2 separate regions of the Homo sapiens genome follow, and region 2 is linked to region 1. Evidence: chromatin loops called from intact Hi-C (ENCODE). Cell type or tissue: Calu3. All regions are shown on one strand. Each heading gives the region's core, and the rest is flanking DNA. Links, peaks and the distances in the headings are about the cores only.

Region 1 (11,335 bases), core at 2,026-10,025:
CCAACCTGTGAGCTGTCTAACTTGTTTTCTATACTGTGGGGAGATTCCAATCTCTGCCGTCTCAGGACATTGACCCCTGAGGCTTCACTAGAACTGAAATTCGTAGAGGAAAGAATCCAGACCACCCAGTTATCTAGAGTACAGCCGTTTCAGCCTTTTCAGCTTCTGGTTTTCGCTTCATTACACTCCCCTACAGGACGAATAGTTCAACATAATGACTTAGTGGAGTGGTGTTTTCTTCCTCATTCTGTGTCAAAAACTTTGTCTGTTTATCTGGACCAAAAGGCTACTCTAATTGGACAGGCATGGTGTATAATACTTAAAATTTCCAGATTTGAATGGAATTTAATTGTAGTTCCTTTAAATTGGCTCGAAGTTCAAGCCGCCTTTCAACATTCCGTACTGTGGCAAATTCACTTGGCTGATTTCATTGGTGTTATTGACAATCATTATCCAAAGAACAAATTGTTTGATTTTATAAAAATGACGTATTGGGTGGTCCCTCGATTAACCATAGATCAGCCTATTCCTGAGGCTGTTACAGTGTTCACTGATGGCTCCAGTAATGGCAATGCTGGTTATGTAGGTCCTACAGACAAGCTTATTTCTACCTCTTATACCTCTGCTCAAAAGGCAGAGTTAATTGCTGTAATTACTGCCTTAGAGGATTTCCCCAAACCTTTAAATATTGTCTCTGATTCTACTTAATGTGGGAAAGAGGATATGCTTGTGTTTCACCAGGAGATTGTCAAAAACCACAGGGAAAAGATGTCCGTGTCAGAAACTGCCCTCAGACGTGGTGAGATCTGTGCCAACTCCTCAGAAGCAGGCACACCAAATCACAATGGGTCTGATTCAATCCTCCCTGGTGGCAATGGAGACCCATCTAACTAATCCCACTTCTCCTGATTACCTTTCTTTTTCTCTTTACAAACCTGAAAATCTCACCATTTCTATTAGCCTGAAAGTAACATCCCTCTGTTCTTCTCTTCCTCCTTCAGCACTCAATCTCGCTTACTATGGGTTTTATTTAATGATTCTCCTCCTTATACTTTCTGTCTCTCCAGTTTCCTCCCACACTGATTTACCTGCTACACAAAATTATTCTTACTGGGCTTATGTGCCTTTTCCTCCACTTATTCGACCTCTCACCTGGATAGATGCTCCTGCAGAAATCTACACTAACGATAGTGTGTGGATGCCTGGAGCCACAGATGACTGTTGCCCTGCTCAACCAGGAGAAGGCACTGCATTTAATGTTACCATGGGTTATAAATACCCTCCTCTGTGCCTTGGACATGCACCTGGTTGTATCCATCTAGAAACTCAAGTCTGGGCTGCTTATCTTCCGGAGATATCAGCTACAGAGGAACCGGGATATTTGATCTCTGGCCTCTCCCTTTCTCCTTTAAAATAAGGGCCAAGCCTACTCCATCTCATAATTCTATATTTCAGAAAAATGCCTAATAGAATAGACGTTAAAAAATATTGGTCAAATATTAACTACATGAAGAGGAATAATACTGTAGTTAGCAATACAATGTAATAATGGCAGTTTAGTGTTGAGGATAAGGCATTCAGCCAACACAAAGTTGGTTGAACATTAAAAATACTGTTTTCCCAACTCCTGACCATGCTAGGCTCACAGATCTTGCCAAGTTATTTATAGACATTATGACATGCTCATGCCATTTGTCTCATAGGTGATTTGTTTGGCGTTTCATTACAGTCACATTTGTAACTATTACGGACTCTGTTAAGAGTTCCCCTCATCTGTCCATCCACATAGTCCAATCATACACAGATGCTACAATATATGCTCACTCAATCTTATATGATAATAGATATTTACTCTAATGTGCGTCATACAGATGATATATTACACACAACCAAGTTCTTGTTTCTCCACTTTCACCATAATTTCCACAATATGTAATTAAATCTCATATTTCTTTAGTATCCTTAACTACTTCAAAAATGTCAGTCAATGAACTAGCTCAGTCACACACCAGCAGAACCATCCCTCTGAAATCAGTATTGTTCAGATGTCTCTTCTGAATATATGGACACAGCCCAGAAAGAAAAAAAAATTAAACCAAAAATATTTCTGACTGAAAAAGTAGAGGATACGGAACATTGAAAATACTATGGCATGATATTTAAATCAAGTTTTTGTGATTATTCAAACTTTTCTTAGCTGAAGTCTGTGTTTTTATGCTATGTATGCTATTTTTTCATTTGTGGTTTATATATTCATCTCTCAACTTCCTAAATGTTGTTTCCAGAATGCCAAAGTCATAATAATGTTTTAATCTCCAAAACAAATTTCTTATGTAATTATTTCCAAGAGAAGTTTCCTCATTTCCTTACTCTTTTGCAATTTTGGCAATCCTGTATTTCAGATTTTTTTTTTTTACATTATGTGATCATAGTATCATTTATTTAATTAATAATCAGCTCCAAATAGTTCGGAAAAGGATCTTAGGAAAATGGAGAGGCAAAACAACATACAAAAATGCTTTTAAAAGCCAATAACCACCCCTTACCCCCCCAAAAAACTGACAAAATCTAATATATTGAATGATTCTCAATAATATCTGAATGATTTTAAGTATTTGTAGACTGATCATATCATCAGATTATCATGCCAGAAACCGAAAAATAAATAATCTAGCACGGCCAAAGAAAGTAGACAGGCTAAATAAGAATTTTGCATTAGAAGCTGGACTCTATCCAACTTTACCTTCTCTACTAAACTTATCACTGTGCCTTATACACATAGATTAATTTAAAAATGTGTCGGAAGTGTAGCTATTATTTACTCACTTTCTGTCTAGATGATGAACCTTGAATTAGCTGGCTCCTACCATCCGCCATGAGACAGATGATCCATAAAGGCCAAGCACCGATACTCCAGCTCCATCTGTGACAAACTCTCTTGCTTTATTTCTGACATTTCTCCTTTTCTGTTCCAGACTTAAGCAGCTCAGGTAATCTGGCTCTGAATGCCTTTGCAGGTCCCATGTGTGTTCTTTGGACTTGGCAGAAATTAGCTTCAAAGATATCTAAGCCAAGGTTCATATTCTGAAATGAGCTGTCCCAGGTAAGATACTTTTCCTTAGCTCTTACTCTAAAATTTAAACTCTGGCTCTGGTCCAGCTGTATCATCTTAGGTCTACTGAGAGGTTTTATTCAGTACTGAGAGTTGAAATAGGCAAAAAAATACTAAGGAAATGCTGCTGTCCTTCAAGGGCAATTTCCATATGTACTCACCTCAGGACACTTTGATTCTAAAACAGTGGCCCAAAGCCATTTATTTATCCATTATTTCAACAAATATTTGTAGAGTGCTTAGTATGAACCAGACTCATTGGAGACAAACAGGGATGAGATTTTACAGCTTTCCTGCAGAGTACATAATCCAGAATGGGAGTATGTAAACCTATGATGTGCTATTAACTCCTATGTTTATTGAAGAAAAACAAGCAAATTTTCAGTGACCCATTAAAGTAGGTTTCATAGAGAAACGTGAAGAGAGATTAGAGAGAAAAAAAAAACCTCTTCATGCCTTGCTGACTATGGTAAACTTTATAAAATGAACATGTATTACAACTACCATTAGAAAACAAAACAATACATTTACATTTTTCAAATTTTAAAGAATCACTTTCATATTTCTAGGCCAGTTTATCATCAAATCCCCCAAAAAGAGTAACAATAAAAGGGGTAATCACACAGCCTTTCAATCATTCATGAGCTAGTCACATACTTTATAACCTTTAGGTTATATGTCATTTCCTACCCCCAATACAAATTTGAATTTCCCTTTAATTCTCTTGGTTTTTCTCTTAGGCTCATGCTCAAGTATTTTTTAATACAGTCATGGATTTTGTACATCTTTCACAATAAATAAGATGGAGACTTTATATTTAAACTTCTTTTTACAGATGAAGTGTTTAAAACTGGGGCTGAAAAATAAATTAAGGATCTGTCTCAATAGTAAAAAATGACCCCCCTCCCATCTAAGTGCATCCCCTAGTAAAGTACAGATGTATTTTCCTTTCTGAAAGTCAGATATGGAAAATTTAATTTCATGTTAATTTTTTGTAAATTCCTGAGTTTATTTTGTAATTTATCTTTTAAGTGAAAGCAAGTGTATTAGAGAAATAAAGAAACGAAAGAACGGCTGTTCCATAGGCAGAGCAGCCTCAGGTTTGTGTGTGTGTGTGTGTATGTGTGTGTTTTGCTTTTTTTTTAATTTAGAAGTTTGCAGCATTTATTATAGCTTGAAATGGATGAAGACATTTGGGGCACTTTGTATTTTGTCCTCCATTGGGCCAAGGCTTTTCTTGTATCCTTTCTGCCATGGAATTTAAGTAATCAGGAAAATGTGAGAAAGGAAATAAATGAAAAAGATTGGAGCAGAAATACTAACGATAGGATCTGTTTTAAAGCAACACAACATTCTAGCACACCTTTCCACCCCTTGACCAGGATTACTGTAATGACAGCACAGGTACCTGTGAGCACCAGTAGCTATGAGGACATTTTGGACACTGAGATTGCGTTTATATGAACAGTCTTCATTCTAGGACCTGCTTTGATTTCTTAAGGGCTCACACTGCTCTATATGGTGTTGTGTATAGTTAAGTACAGTTGGGTGGCAGTAGGGATACAGAAAATTTTAAATGTAAAAAAAAATTAGGGAGTGAACCTTTTTATTAGATCCTTTTTTTTCTTTATAGAAGAATTCATAGCAGGTTGATTTTCTGTTTAGGCAACATTGGGAAAAGCTATTTCCATTTTATTTATTTAAAAAACGTTGATAAGGCACTTAATCCATGATGGCTCTTACAAATGTTGACTCACTTCTCATAACTACCTTGGGCTTAGCACAAAGAGGTTAAACAATCTGCAGGTGATGCTGTGCAACTAAATGCAGGCAGCCAAGTTGTATTGCCCTGTGTTTGGCTAGGGGTAAGGGCTCTTATGCCTTGAACTGGGCTGCCTAGAGCTCTGCACTCTAGGCAGAGGCCATTCCTTTCTCCTCTCTTCTCTCTGTTTTACTCCATGTCTCAGAGAGGTCTGAAACTGACTTGGAGATTCACACTAAAACCCTCTAAAACCTAATGATGAATCAAAATAAATTCTCTAAAGCTGTAGAAAAAGTGATAGAGGCGTCGGGTTAAAAGGCTGAAATTCACGATCAGAAAGCCACAATGCCTATGTTTCCAGAGAAAGCAGGTCCAACATCAAATACCAGAAAGTCTGATAGTAAATGGAATGTGACTCTATGTGGGACCTGGTGTTCCTATTTCATCTGAATGGATATCTGCTGTTTCAGTGGGAAGAGTGCTTGCACACCAGGTACCCACTCCCCAGTGTCATGTGCTGTGCCGTTGAAAGACAGAGAACCAGAAATAGGCCATGAGGCTGCTGGACCCAGCAAGTCCCTCATGTCATAGATCAAATCTGTGACATATGGGAGTGACAGCCAGTGCCCAGCTTCAGAGTGATAGCCAATCTCATTATGTCATATCAAATCTGAACCTCTCGTACGGGGAGAAGGAGATCTCTAGGGAATTTCGGAAGTCCCAGTATTTCAGAGGGAAGGAAGTTATGCAGGATAGGAAAAAAAGAGGTCATGTTACAGCCTGGGCTTCCACTGAAACTAACACTGGATTCAGCTTTTGACACTGATAATCTGTTGCCACCAAATGGAAAACGTAAACAAGATATTCTATGTGTGATTAGAGAATACGCAACACAAGGAGCAAGCAGAACATTCTTCTCTGGAATCTGACATGATGGCTGCTGTATTTTTACAGGGAGCATTGATTTCAGATATATGTGAAATATGCTAAACCGAAAAGCAGAGACAGAAGAGACAGAGAGAGGTTAGATAGAGAATATGATATCTAGAAGATAGCCAGCTAAGCAAAATCTAGCCTTCTAAGCCCTCCTTAATTCCTCTTAAATCCCCCATCCCAACTCTATTAACTAAGTAGTTATCACTCTTTTAAAGAGTTCGCGCCTCCCCTGTTGTGGTTCTCAGGGATCCGCCCCAGCTCTTAACTCTCCTCCCCGTCCCACGCACTGGGATGGCCCCATGCCCAAAGTCCTTCCCCGCAGGCGGTATTTCCAGCGAGGTGGACTCAATGACCTTCCAGGGATTTGGGGTAGAAAGCGAATATCCCACAGTCGACGGGAGTTACTCTGGAAGGCGAGCCGGGGAGGCTGCACCAGTGGGTAACCAGCCACCGCCCACCACCCACCCACCCCGGGGGTGGGGCCAGCCCTTTTCTTCAGTACTCGGGATAGACCTGGAGCTCCGAGAATTTCCCTGGCCCGGGGGTTCCAGACTTTTCAGCCCCAATCATGCATAAAAAGGGTTCACCGATCTTGGGGAGCCACAGAGCCTGGGCTGCAGGCACCTCCCTGCCAGCTCTCCCGCTCCTCGCACCGCCGCCCGACCTGCCTTCTGAGCCCGGTGAACTGCGCCGCGCCCCCCGCTGTCCCCCGCGCTCCCCGGCTACTGCGGGCGGCGCTGCTGCTCCTGCTCCTGGTAGCCTCCGGCCGGCGAGCGGCAGATGGGTCCCGGCGCCCTGGGGTCTCCGGAGCGGGACACGGCTGGGGTAGCACCCCGCGCCAACAGTCCCGCTCACCCAGCGAGTCTCTTCTTCCCTAGGAGTATGGGTGGCCCATGAACTGCCTTGCCAGTGCTTGCAGACCCTGCAGGGAATTCACCCCAAGAATATCCGAAGTGTGAACGTGAAGTCCCCTGGACCCCACTGCACCCAAACCGAAGTCATATAAGTCCCTCCCCGTGACTTTTTCTTTTCTCAGACCATGAGAATTAAATCTGTAGTCATTTTTCTAATTAGTGGCTGGATCCAAAAGAATAATAAAATATATCTAATCTCCCCCAAGAAAGCCCAAAGGTTACATCCAGGACTTGGTCCCTAGGTTAAGCCCTAAGGTGCTGGGGAGAGTGGAATGCTATCTTCCTAATTATTTACATATCAAAAGAGATGAAGCCCACAGAACCTAAAGACATCAGTAGGACACATAAATTGAAGACCAGAGGGCTCTTAGGTTCCAGGGGAAAGGTATTTACATCCCAAAGAGTTGGAGTTAGGGCTCTAGCTCATTGTGTTTCCATGAAGACCCTTTCAGGAGGGTAGTGGGACAAATTCTTCCTTCTCCTTTACAAGCAGAAGGAATCATCTTTTCCTGTCCTTACCCTATGGAGTGTGTGTCCCAGTGTGTGAGACAATAGATGTGACTTTCACTGCATCAACTCAGGGGGGAGGCCCAAGGCAAGCAGGAAGCTGAACACACTTAATGAGAGGTATTTAGTAGGAAATCTGCCTGGGATCCAGAATCCCCTCTGTGTAAATTTTAAATTTTAAAATGTGGTTAAAAACCAAACATGGACTTCATTAATGATGTATGGAAAGAAGAAAGAAGATGCACTCAGTTCATATGGTGATTAAGAACATAGGCTGTGAATAATTAGATGGATCAGGGAATAGAGTCCAGCTGTAACATCTCTTGTGTGATCTTGAGGTTAAGTTTCTTGATTAAACTTTATTTTCTCATTGTATTAAAAATGCTACACCTTTTTGTAGTTGTTACTAAACTTATGCATTATAATCATTTATGCAAAGAGCTAAGCAGTGCCTGAGAGTTGGTAGTGGCTTTGGAATTTCTGGAACAAAGAGGGAGCAGTTTGATTGAAGATGGGGGCAGTGTATTAGTTTCCTAATGCTGCTGGAACAAATTACCACAAATTTAGTACCTAAAAACAATATAAATTTATTATCTTACTGTTTGGGAGACCAGGAGACAAAAATCAGTTTCACTGAGCTAAAGTCAGTGTCCACAGGCTGGTTTGTTCTGGAGACCCTAGGGGAGAATGTGTTTCTTTTACCTTTCCAGCTTCCGAAGGCTATCTGCATTCCTTGCCTTATAGCTCCCTTTCTGCATCTCCCTACATCTCCATTGCTTAGGTTCTTCACATCTTTCTTTCTGTCCCTTTGTTCTGTCACATTGCCTTCTGTCTAACTCTGACTCCTCCTGCATCTTTTCTATAACAACATTGTGATGATATCTGGCCCACTCAGGATAATTGGGGATAAAATTCTCATCTCAAGATTCTTAATTTCATCATTTCTGCAAAGTCCTTTTTACAATATAAGGCGATGAATTTACTGGTTCTTGGGATTAGGACAATGACATCTTTAGTGGGCCATTATTCAACCTACCACAAGGTTTTGAAAGTCAGTCTTCGAAGCACATTTTGTAGGCTAAAAAGACATGTACATATTATAGAAAAGAAATCTGAAATTGTGGGAGGAACTAAAATGGTACCACCTCTGGCTAGTTTTCAATAAATGCAACTATTGTTAATGTTTCTGAATTAAAGAAAAGAAGACTTAGGTATTTTCTCCACACTGGAGAGCTTCAAACCAAACCAAAAAAGATTCATTACATAACTGGAGGGAAGGCATGAATGACCAGAAGAACAAGAGGAAGGTCTGGGTGGAAAACTTTGAGAGGGTCCCTGGATCAATGTTTATCTTTGGTACTCTAGCCCACTGTCATTTATATCAATGTATTATTGGAGCAAGTCGTAATAGCAAAAGTGAGTACCACATTAAATTCTCTGTGAAAATTTGGAGTGCAAGCAGACCTCCATTTAGGTCATCAAGGTAGCGGGTGGCAGATAGGGTTATTTGAGGGAATGGTCACCAGATGATGAGGGCAGAAAACAGATGTTCTCTGTATTCAAAGATCAGTCTTAGAACAGTGTGACACAGCATGACCTGTGACTTTGAGAGGCAGACAACAATGTCAACAGTACCTGAGACTTTTGGGGCAAATAAACTACAAGAGAAAAAGAGGAATGATGGATGACCCCACTCTGTTATTACGATTCCTTATTTGAGAATTATCCTGAAATCTCCTGTTAGAGATTTCCAGAAACTGGTGGGATGTGAGAGATACAGAGATGGAGCTTCTGCAATAGCCAGTTTGGGCAATGTTTCCTCTGCTGGAATATCAAAGTTATAAGACAGGAGTTCATTTGTACTAGATTTCCCATGAAGACCGAGACAAAGGCTTATGTGGCTATACCAATTCTAAGTCCGCAAGCCCACATCAGGGGCCTTATCTTTAGCTGAGTGTATGGTATCCCTGTGGAAATATTTTATCCTCTGCCTTAAGATTGATAGTGACAGGTGACTGGGTTGTGCCTTTTGCTTTCAATAGTCTGATGGGGAAACATATGATGATCTGGGGAGTGATAAACAGATTAAATGGACCTGGTCTCATAGCAGCAAGTCAGAGCACATAGAAGTCTGCTCTGTGGGCAAGAAACAAATACAAGTCCACCTAATCTACTCCCTGACAGAACTATTCAAATACAAAACAAGAAAGAGAATCAAGATTTTGAACATTAGTCCAGGAGTTTTGCAAAAAATGATGACATGAACCACCAGGCATAGTTGTCTTTGTGCATATTCTAGAACCACAGTTTCCTTCTGCTTCTCAGGATTCTTCTCTGACCCTTCACTATAACCACTGCTGTGTGGACCAGAGGAAAGTTATGGACATCATAGCCAAACATGCTCGGAATAAGCATGGAATAAGTGTGGAATAAAAATCTCTACCACATCTTGTGACCTTGCCAAATGACTTACCTCCTCTGAGTTTGAATTTCCTCATCTGTAAAATAAAAATAACCCTTGTTGGGTTGTTGTAAGGTTTCAAGTTAATTCACAAAAAGTATATAGAATAGTACTGATACAAAGCAATACTCTGCAAATGGTTATTATTAGCACAGTTTATAGTGTCATGAAGGAAAATTTTTTAAAAATCTCAAGACCCCCAAACTCCTTATGCCAAAATGAAAGTTAAGCCTGGAAGCTGAGTCATGCAACACCTTCTTCCAAGTGAATAACTGTTGCTAACATAATGCATTAGCCAGATCTCCACAGAAAGGTAAAAGGTCTCAGGTCTGAAACTAAAGTCTGTTTCAAGTCCACAGATTCCACACTGAGCAGATTACAAGATTATGTTCCCAGATGAAGAACAAAGACAAGAGGAGATTGATCTTTCCCCCACCTCCCCAGAGATGTTTGCATAATTGATTCTTCCTTTACTCTATTTTTTTTCTTCAAACATTCCCCTTATCTTAAGTAAAATGTAGATTTACTGGGCACTAACTAAAGTCTCACAATAATGTAACAATTTGCCATACTGCCTACCTGCCCTTCTTCCTACATGCCTTCCCCCGTTTAAGGAAATGTATAAATACTAAACCTCCTAAAAACGTCTTCAGATGTTTGTCATGTGTGTTTTTCCTGACCACACCTTGTGCACCATTCTTGCATTGTTATAAAGAAATATCAGAGACTGGGTAATTTATAAAGAAAAGACATTAAATTAGCTCACGATGATGATTACACAAGAAGTGTGATGCTGGCATCTACTTTTGGTGAGGAAGCCTCAGGAAGCTTACAATCATGAGCCTCAGGAAGCTTACAATCATGGTAGAAGGCAAAGGGGGACCCAACATACCTCATGGTGAGAGTGGGAGCAAGAAAGAGAGCAAGTGAGAAGATACCACACACTTTTAAACAGCAAAATCTCAGGACAACTCACTCACTTTTGTGAGAAAAGCACCAAGCCATGAAGAATCTACCCCAATGACCCAAACTACTACTCCCACCAGGCCCCACCTCCAACACTGGGGATTGCATTTCAACATGAGATCTGGGGGGACAAGTATCCAAACTATTAACATATCAGTGTCCTAAAGCTGGCTTCATAAATCTTGATTGATTGAGATATTTGCCTCAGTCACTCATTTTGGTTATCAGTACCTGTCAGAATAAGTAATTATTTTTGAGAAGGGAGATACAAGGTAGTTCTAACGGAGTATTTAATGTGATTTAAAAATTTGTATTGTCCTTAGAGCAGCTGGAAGATTATGGTTATGCAGTAAGTTATTTGAAACAAACCTGAGAATCTGATAATCTTGGAATTTAAAGAGTCTAGAATTCATTACAAATTAAATCTATTAAATCTATTATCAATCTGGTATTGGGTCAACATTCTTAAAATAGATACCTGTATTTGAAAACCTAATCACAATCTTTTTGACAAATTCAACAATAACTGCCATTAACTCCTAAATCAGCCTGTGGATGCCACCAAAGAAGCAGCATTAAAGTCTCTCTTCTCCCTGCTGTTACATCTAAGTCAGAGTCTCCTAAAGAACCCGAACAGCTGAGGAAGCTCTTCATTGGAGGGTTGAGCTTTGAAACAA
Region 2 (9,501 bases), core at 1-8,000, 49 kb before region 1:
CTCCCTGAAGAACGGGAAGGAAATTTGTCTTGATCCAGAAGCCCCTTTTCTAAAGAAAGTCATCCAGAAAATTTTGGACGGGTACTTGTCACTTTGATCTTTGTGGTTTCTAAATCTGATCTAGGGAGACCATAGACTTCACAAGGTCTTTATTCTCTGTACGATTTAAGTAACACTTTTCATGTTTAGAATTAAAAGGTTGTTGAATTGGGAAAGTTTTTCTGGATTGTCCTGGGAAAATATACCAATCTTACATGTAATTACTTGAGCAATTACACACAGCTTGTCACTAAGTTATGTTTTTTGTTTACCCATTGCTTTTATTGATTTTTGTATTCTCCTTTTTTACCAAACATCATAAACGCTGAGTTTTGACAAGGGTGGAGTAGAAAGGAGTGTGAAAAATGGTTAAACTAATATAACATTTTTCTCAACAGTGGAAACAAGGAAAACTGATTAAGAGAAATGAGCACGCATGGAAAAGTTTCCCAGTCTTCAGCAGAGAAGTTTTCTGGAGGTCTCTGAACCCAGGGAAGACAAGAAGGAAAGATTTTGTTGTTGTTTGTTTATTTGTTTTTCCAGTAGTTAGCTTTCTTCCTGGATTCCTCACTTTGAAGAGTGTGAGGAAAACCTATGTTTGCCGCTTAAGCTTTCAGCTCAGCTAATGAAGTGTTTAGCATAGTACCTCTGCTATTTGCTGTTATTTTATCTGCTATGCTATTGAAGTTTTGGCAATTGACTATAGTGTGAGCCAGGAATCACTGGCTGTTAATCTTTCAAAGTGTCTTGAATTGTAGGTGACTATTATATTTCCAAGAAATATTCCTTAAGATATTAACTGAGAAGGCTGTGGATTTAATGTGGAAATGATGTTTCATAAGAATTCTGTTGATGGAAATACACTGTTATCTTCACTTTTATAAGAAATAGGAAATATTTTAATGTTTCTTGGGGAATATGTTAGAGAATTTCCTTACTCTTGATTGTGGGATACTATTTAATTATTTCACTTTAGAAAGCTGAGTGTTTCACACCTTATCTATGTAGAATATATTTCCTTATTCAGAATTTCTAAAAGTTTAAGTTCTATGAGGGCTAATATCTTATCTTCCTATAATTTTAGACATTCTTTATCTTTTTAGTATGGCAAACTGCCATCATTTACTTTTAAACTTTGATTTTATATGCTATTTATTAAGTATTTTATTAGGAGTACCATAATTCTGGTAGCTAAATATATATTTTAGATAGATGAAGAAGCTAGAAAACAGGCAAATTCCTGACTGCTAGTTTATATAGAAATGTATTCTTTTAGTTTTTAAAGTAAAGGCAAACTTAACAATGACTTGTACTCTGAAAGTTTTGGAAACGTATTCAAACAATTTGAATATAAATTTATCATTTAGTTATAAAAATATATAGCGACATCCTCGAGGCCCTAGCATTTCTCCTTGGATAGGGGACCAGAGAGAGCTTGGAATGTTAAAAACAAAACAAAACAAAAAAAAACAAGGAGAAGTTGTCCAAGGGATGTCAATTTTTTATCCCTCTGTATGGGTTAGATTTTCCAAAATCATAATTTGAAGAAGGCCAGCATTTATGGTAGAATATATAATTATATATAAGGTGGCCACGCTGGGGCAAGTTCCCTCCCCACTCACAGCTTTGGCCCCTTTCACAGAGTAGAACCTGGGTTAGAGGATTGCAGAAGACGAGCGGGAGCGGGGAGGGCAGGGAAGATGCCTGTCGGGTTTTTAGCACAGTTCATTTCACTGGGATTTTGAAGCATTTCTGTCTGAATGTAAAGCCTGTTCTAGTCCTGGTGGGACACACTGGGGTTGGGGGTGGGGGAAGATGCGGTAATGAAACCGGTTAGTCAGTGTTGTCTTAATATCCTTGATAATGCTGTAAAGTTTATTTTTACAAATATTTCTGTTTAAGCTATTTCACCTTTGTTTGGAAATCCTTCCCTTTTAAAGAGAAAATGTGACACTTGTGAAAAGGCTTGTAGGAAAGCTCCTCCCTTTTTTTCTTTAAACCTTTAAATGACAAACCTAGGTAATTAATGGTTGTGAATTTCTATTTTTGCTTTGTTTTTAATGAACATTTGTCTTTCAGAATAGGATTCTGTGATAATATTTAAATGGCAAAAACAAAACATAATTTTGTGCAATTAACAAAGCTACTGCAAGAAAAATAAAACATTTCTTGGTAAAAACGTATGTATTTATATATTATATATTTATATATAATATATATTATATATTTAGCATTGCTGAGCTTTTTAGATGCCTATTGTGTATCTTTTAAAGGTTTTGACCATTTTGTTATGAGTAATTACATATATATTACATTCACTATATTAAAATTGTACTTTTTTACTATGTGTCTCATTGGTTCATAGTCTTTATTTTGTCCTTTGAATAAACATTAAAAGATTTCTAAACTTCACTCATATTGTTTCTCCTTCCTATACTGTTACAATACATTTTACTTATCTTTAATTCTATGTAATTTAAAACACTAACTCTGCTCCTCTCTGACTGGCAGAGAAGGCCCTCATTCCCCAATACCATTTCCTTGGCTCAACCTTTCTCCAAGTTCAGTTCCCTTCTAGTTATCCCTTCACAGCACCAATGGCTTCTGGGGTCTTTAGAAAACACAAATATTTCCCTATCTAAATTCTTCCCTATCTAAATTGTTTCCTAAACATAAAATAAAGGTTTCTAAGCATGACAGATGACCTTCTTTCTGTCTCATCCCATTCCTGATCAGCACTTTAACTTCCCTTGTCCCTCAAATTCACTATAGTCAGGTGTTCAGTTCCCTAACTGGGCATGTTCTTTCCTAGGCCCATGACTTTGGATTTGCTAGGGCCACTACCTGCATATAAGAAGAGGCTTATTCATCCTTAAGAACTCAGCTCAAGTAATACCAGCTCCTTGGCAGAGCTCATGGCTTCCGATTTGATATTCTCATGACATCTCATTATCTGAATTACAACAAAAAAACTGCATTGCTCTTATTTGTTTATAGGTTTCTTCATCCACTCTAGCTCTCCCAGAACATTAACCATATTATATCTACCGCTGCATCCCCAATGTAGCATTAATGCATGAATTAATGAATTAACAAGTTATCCTGATCTTCAGGCTGTCAGATACTGTTCTAAATTCAATAACCTGGTTCATGGTAGATGTCATTTTTTTTTTTTTTGAGACCGAGTCTTGCTCTGTTGCCCAGGCTGGACTCCAATGACATGACCTCAGCTCACTGCAACCTCTGCCTCCCAGTTTCAAGCGACTCTCCCGCCTCAGCCTCCCGAGTACCTGGGAGTACAGGCACCTACCAGCATGCCCAGCTAGTTTTTGTATTTTTGTAGAGATGGGATTTCACCATGTTGGCCAGGGTGGTCTTGAAATCCTGATCTCAGGTCATCAGCCCGCCTCAGCCTCCAAAGTGTTGGGATTACAGGCATGAGCCACCCTGCTCGGTTTTAATTAAATTATAACTTGTTTACCCTCTTTTCTCCTTGTCTAGCAGTAGTCCAACAAGGAGTTTGGCATGCACAATCCTCTCAATCTATAATACCTCCCCTCACTTTTACCAGGGTAGCTACCATCCTTCCTTCTGGAATAGCTTGCCTTTTACTTTCTTGAGGAAACCTCTCCAACCCTTACTCCTACCTTTGAGGAGGACCCTTTTATACCCTCTCATAGCATTCTGTACTTTTCCTTCATGAAGTTTTCTCACCGAAGTTACTGTAGAGTTTATTGAGCCTGTGTGTTTATTGTCATCCGTTTAAGGTCTCTCTGTTCTAGCTTCATGTAAGCCTCATGAGGGCGGGGACAATGCTTATCAACTTCATCTCAGTTCCTAGGACAGTGCCTAGCACATACTAGGTATTCAAAAAGCAAGTGATTTTGGCTAAACAAGTCCCCTTGTCACTCTAAAATTAAAAGAGCAATTTCATTTAAATACATATTCTTAGGTTATACTTAACATTTCCCTATCTAAATGACAAATGAGGTTCTGTCTCATCCCAATCTTGATCAGTACTTCAACTTCCCTTGTCCCTCAAATTTACTATATAAATACCTAAGAATAGGTATTTATATGAAATTGCTCTTTTATGAAACACAAGAAAAGGAAAGAAAGAAGATTAATCATATTAGTATGTATGTACATACATTCACACTCCAGTTGGATTACATTATACATGTTTATATTGGCATGTACTTGTATATATTAGAATAGGCTATGAGTCTTTTTTTTTTTTTTTTTTTTTTTTTGAGACCAAGTCTCACTGTCGCCCAGGCTGGAGTGCAGTGGCATGATCTTGGCTCACTGCAACCTCTGCCTCCCAGGATCAAGTGATTCTCTTGCCTCGGCCTCCAGAGTAGCAGGGACTACAGGTGCGTGCCACCCTGCCCAGCTAATATTTTTGTAGTTTTAGCAGAGATGGGGTTTCACCATGTTGGCCAGGATGGTCTTGATCTCTTGACCTCATGATCTGCCCGCCTCATCCTCCCAAAGTGCTGGGATTACAGGCATAAGCCACCAGAGTCTTTTAAAGAAGCTCTGGAAACAATATACTCTCTGTATATTTTCTGTCAATTACATAGTACCTATCAAAATATATGATGTATTTTCCTTTGTATAAGTATTCATCAATCAAATATTAATTTATTGATATTAATCGATAATCCTGTTACATGCCTATTATCTTTGTAGGATCCTTATGATCTGGAAATTATAAAGATGAGGAACTTTCAGTCTAAGTTAAGGTTTTCTGCTGCAAATATACTCAGTTTTCCCACAGAACAAATATTTTCCAGTAAGAAGAGTGGAAGAAAGGGGAGAAGAGGTGAGGGGAAGAACTAGAAAAGAGAAGACTAGAGGAGACAAGGATGAGAGGAGGAGGGTGTTGGAAGGGACTATGACTTGCCTGTTTTTTCCTTTCTATTTTCTTCCTTCTCTCCTTTTCCTTCTTCTTCTCTTCCCTCCCCTTCCCTTGCCTACTCTCCTTCTCTCCCGCCATTCCTCATTTCTGCTTATTAGTGAGAAGTTAAATAATTATATTTAAAAGAGTAGGAGAAGAACGCAGGTGCCCCAGTAGAAATCACAACCAGCAGCCAACACCAACAACCTCTCATGTGAATTAAGCCATTAAAATGTTGTTTTAAATTATTTTATTATTTTTCTTATTCTTAAGAAAATGTTGTGGGTACATAGTAGCTGTATATATGTATGGGGTACATGAGCTGTTTTGATACAGGCATGCAATGTGAAATAAGCATATTGAGAATTAGGTATCCATCCCCTCAAGCATTTATCCTTTGGGTTACGAACAATCCAGTTACATTCTTTATGAGTTATTTTAAAATGTACAATTAAGTTATTATTGACTATTGTCACCCTATTGTCCCACTCTTTATTTCAGCCATTTCAGCTGCTCTTGACTGCACTCAAGTGAGCTTAGCAGAAGAAACTCACGCTAACATACAGAATTATCAGAAACAATAAATTAATATTTTAAGCCACTAACAATGAGGTCGACTTATTACACAACAAAAGAGGATTAATGGTACTTGTTAACAATGCTCTAGAACATTATGTTAGAATTTCCTTAATGAATGAGCATGTAAGGAAACTAGGTAACTTTCATATATTTGAGATTTAACAAATGATATTAATCAACATAATTTAAAACACAAATTCTGAGTCTGGCAAAACTTTGAAGTATTGTATATAATAGCGCCCAGAAAGATACTTCCCCTCAACTTCTTCACCCTCCCCACTGTCCTCCCATTTTCACCCCATGCTTCACCTCTGGGCAGTAGACAGTAAAACCTCAATTCACATCTGAACAATTCTTGTCAACTCATAGTTATACAGTAAGCACATTTGGTTTCAGCCCTTACAGAAAAACTTTTGATGGCTAGTATTTTAAATTTATTGATTAAGATACTTTAATGAACAGACTCAACATTGTACTATCCTTAGCATTTTTGGTACTAATTGCTTTTATGATTGATTTGCTTGTGCTAGTCTATTTCCTTCATACTTGAAAGAAGGATTTGGGAAATGTGCGTTAAAAATGTTCTGTGTGAGGCAGAGAAGTCATTTATGCCTTAATTTTATAGATAGTGGTCCTCCAATGTCTCTAGATATTTTCTTTTAAAATAGCTAACATAAAATGTGCTTTGAGTCTTAGATAATTTGCTTGCTTCCTTCATGACTCTGCTATTTATAAGATGACTTAAAGAAAAAAGAGCTAAAATAACTTAGCACCCCCCAACACACACATATACAAACCCACAATGACAATGTAAGATTAATAAAAAGGCTGTCAAGTTATTTTAAAAACAAGGAACAAAATAACTCTTCTCTAATTCTAGCATTTATTTAAACAATAATTTTGCATAACAGTATGCTTTTAACTGAATAAGTTTTTAAAAACATCTTTTAACCAGTTTTGTACACTCAGTTTATCATCATCTTTACTGTGTTTCTCAACGTGGAAATGGAAGGGAATGATGCAAATGACAGTAACAGCAATTAACAGCAGCAGTTGTCATCATAGCAGCAAGAGTAGAGTATTTTTCATATCCCATTGCTTTCCACAAATATTTTAGGCCTGACTTTTAAAAAATAAATAATTAAATGACCAAGTCATGCAAAGAGAACTTCGTAAAACCTGTTAGGAAGTTCAGGCTTAATCAACTGATGCTTAATCAATATTTTTTGAGTTAATAAAAACTAGCAAAATATTGTTTTATATCAAATGCTGACTGATATCCTTAAGAAATTTTGATGACTCAAGAAATCTGTTACTACTTCCTCACGAATTTTGCCGACGATGTGTCTTTCGTGACAAGCCACATTTGTTGATTAAGACAATGACTCCATGATACTGGAGTCACCTCTTTCCTGGTATTAACCCACCAGTTGGTTTCCTGGTAGGAAAGAGCCTACCTTTTTCCTGGTATCAACTCACTCAAAAGCATCATTACTTCAGAAAACTTTTCATACAGTTTTCTTAAAACGATTAGGAACTTTTAGGAAATCTTACTAATGAACGAGGAAAGAAATCTGGATAACGTTAAGTAGGGGGAAAAAAGGTGTCCAGTGAAGCCAATAAACATTTTCAGCAATGTATTTTGGTGTTGAACAGAAAATGAAATATACTATGAATAGTGTTAAAAAAAAAACCTTTATATCTTGTTCTGGAAATGGCTTTGATCTTATGTTTGAAAATGTATATGACTTGCGAATTCACAATATCTCAATCTCAATAATGAAGAAAAGCTATAAAGTCACCCCACAGGAGGAAAGAGAAAGAAGTCTGCTCCCCTCATTTTGTGTCCTGCTGAGCTTATCTCTGCAATTAACTCCACATCTCAACTCTCAGAAGACTCCGAACTCTCAGCTTACACCCTTCCTTTAAGCTTGCTTAAGACTAGAAATTTCTATGTTGTGACAGGGAGAAAAATCATTCCAATTAAATATGCTCTACTGCTAAACTCTAATTTAAAGAAAACAATAAATGAGGTGGAGAAAAATAAGAAATACATTCATCAACTGAAACTAAGGCTAGTGAGGCAGAAATAATTTTATACATGTTTATTGAAAGCCAACTGGGAAGACAGACCTGGGAAGACACATCCACAAAGTTGGGGGTGTTCTAGAGTCTTTCACAAGTTACAAGGGCTTTATATAATAGAAAAGCTTAAAATAAGGCAGAAAAACTCCTCATACCAGAGTTGTCTTCTTTTTCATTGGAGGGTACAATACCGAAGTTAAAATCATTAGCTACAGATTACAGCATACAGGCTAAATGTCTACATACAAAACAATCAATAAAACTTTTTGTTTCAGCTAAACTTAGAAATAAATCATTGTCCTATTTAGTGTCAGTAGGTTCTACAGTAATTAGTACATCAATCATTTGAGGAACTCGTAATAAAATACTTTACTCAGAGATAGAATGTCACCATCAAGTCACGAAACCTTTCCAGGGCGAGTTAATTTGGAAGTCTGCTTACTTCTAAAGTAAACTGTCAAATGTGGTCTGTAGGTTATCGCATTTAAAAACAGGACCTGAGAACTTGAGTAGACATAGTAGATAACTATTAAACAATAGGGAAAATTGGCTTGAAAACAAAAACATGATTTAAAAAATTACTATATTCATCTTTTTGATAGAGAGTAATTTTGAACATTTAGTATTTTAAGCATTTCTTCTAAAATTTAAGGATATGAAAAGTAAGAAAAGAATATGGAAAATTTAAATAATATTCTGTGAGACTTATACATAGTTGTAAAAGGAAGAAAACTTGTTGCCAGTGCCACTTACATCTGCCTCTTCTTTATTGACAATCTTCCAAATAAATTTAAATAGCATAGTTGCTTTGGGTCCTGTCGAGTTTGGCCTGGAATTGTAGGTGATTAGAAAGGATAGGGAAGCTTTCATGTGATACGTATTCATTGATTTATTAATTATTTAAGACCTACTTTATATTGAAGTATCCTACATGTTATAGGATACATGAGACATTCAAACAAACACAGGACATGCCACTCCCTACAAAAGTGCATGGTTCAATTGAGGAAGGAAGTCTTACAGATGGGACAGAGAACCAGAAAATAACATAAAGCCAACATGTAATGTGTAGGTCCACCTCTCTATCTTTGTAGGGATATAGCATTTCAGACCAAAACCTTTAATTTGGGTCTGAGAATTCAGGAACAAATATTTTCCTTGGTAAGGACATTTCTTGCACAATTTCTAATAGTGCAAAATTGGAAACACCGTGAAGGGCACCAACAAGGCAAGGTTGAGTAACTATTGTTCTTATCACAGGACGTCACATGGTCATTAAGAAGAATGGGGGAAAACTACATTAAGATGACCTGAAAAGATAAGGAACACATATTTTTTGAAGGATAAAAGTCAGCTGTATAGTGATCCATATACAATACTTCTATGTATATGTGTACCTCTATGTCTTAAACGTGTCTCATTGTATACATATACATGTGTGCATATAAGTGCAGACAGAATTGAAAACTAATGCAAAATTGTTACCAGTGTTTACCACTGAATAGTAGGAATGTGGAGAAATGATGAAGAGAAATTTGTGTTTTATTTCAAAGACATCTGCAGCATACGAATCTTTTGCAATAAATTATATAATTTTTCTGTTAAATTAAAAATAAAAAGAAAAATAAATATGCTGGGTCCTACTTTTTAGGTATTCTTAGGTGGTAGAAACAAGTAGCTTCTTTTGTAATATAAAGGAGGATGAGTTTCATTTGTAGTTTCTAGATGAAATTACAAAAGATAATATAGATTGAAGGCAGAAAGAATCCAATAAGCTAAAATCCAAAGACAACCTTTGACGGTAATTGGCTCTTATTTTACTTACATGCTCCAAACCAATCCCAATATTTATCAACATTCATGAAAAGAACATTTGCTTTCTTTGGCAAGCAAAG

What was found. Hi-C counts contacts between places; a loop is a spot of excess contacts. Peaks named below come from ENCODE experiments on the same cell type or tissue, not always from the same donor. Only the 100,000 strongest peaks of a DNase experiment are listed, where the experiment ranks them.
Region 2: it touches region 1 in a loop (3-fold over the local background); 2 of 110 quality-filtered maps call a loop at or near these places.

The regions. Positions count from the first base shown.
Region 1 is chr4:73,939,489-73,950,823 of GRCh38, reverse strand. It overlaps the pseudogene HNRNPA1P55 and the pseudogene CXCL1P1. Among named protein-coding and RNA genes, the nearest start is that of PF4, 37 kb to the left of the region's middle. In Calu3, for the core only: no CTCF peak of the experiment used is centred there; a DNase peak (open chromatin) is centred at 6,523.
Region 2 is chr4:73,988,592-73,998,092 of GRCh38, reverse strand. CXCL5 (C-X-C motif chemokine ligand 5) reads left to right here. Exons shown (of 4, transcript NM_002994.5): 3 at 1-81; 4 at 438-2,451. The coding sequence ends at 456. Among named protein-coding and RNA genes, the nearest start is that of PPBP, 5.2 kb to the right of the region's middle. In Calu3, for the core only: no CTCF peak of the experiment used is centred there; DNase peaks (open chromatin) are centred at 1,772 and 3,302.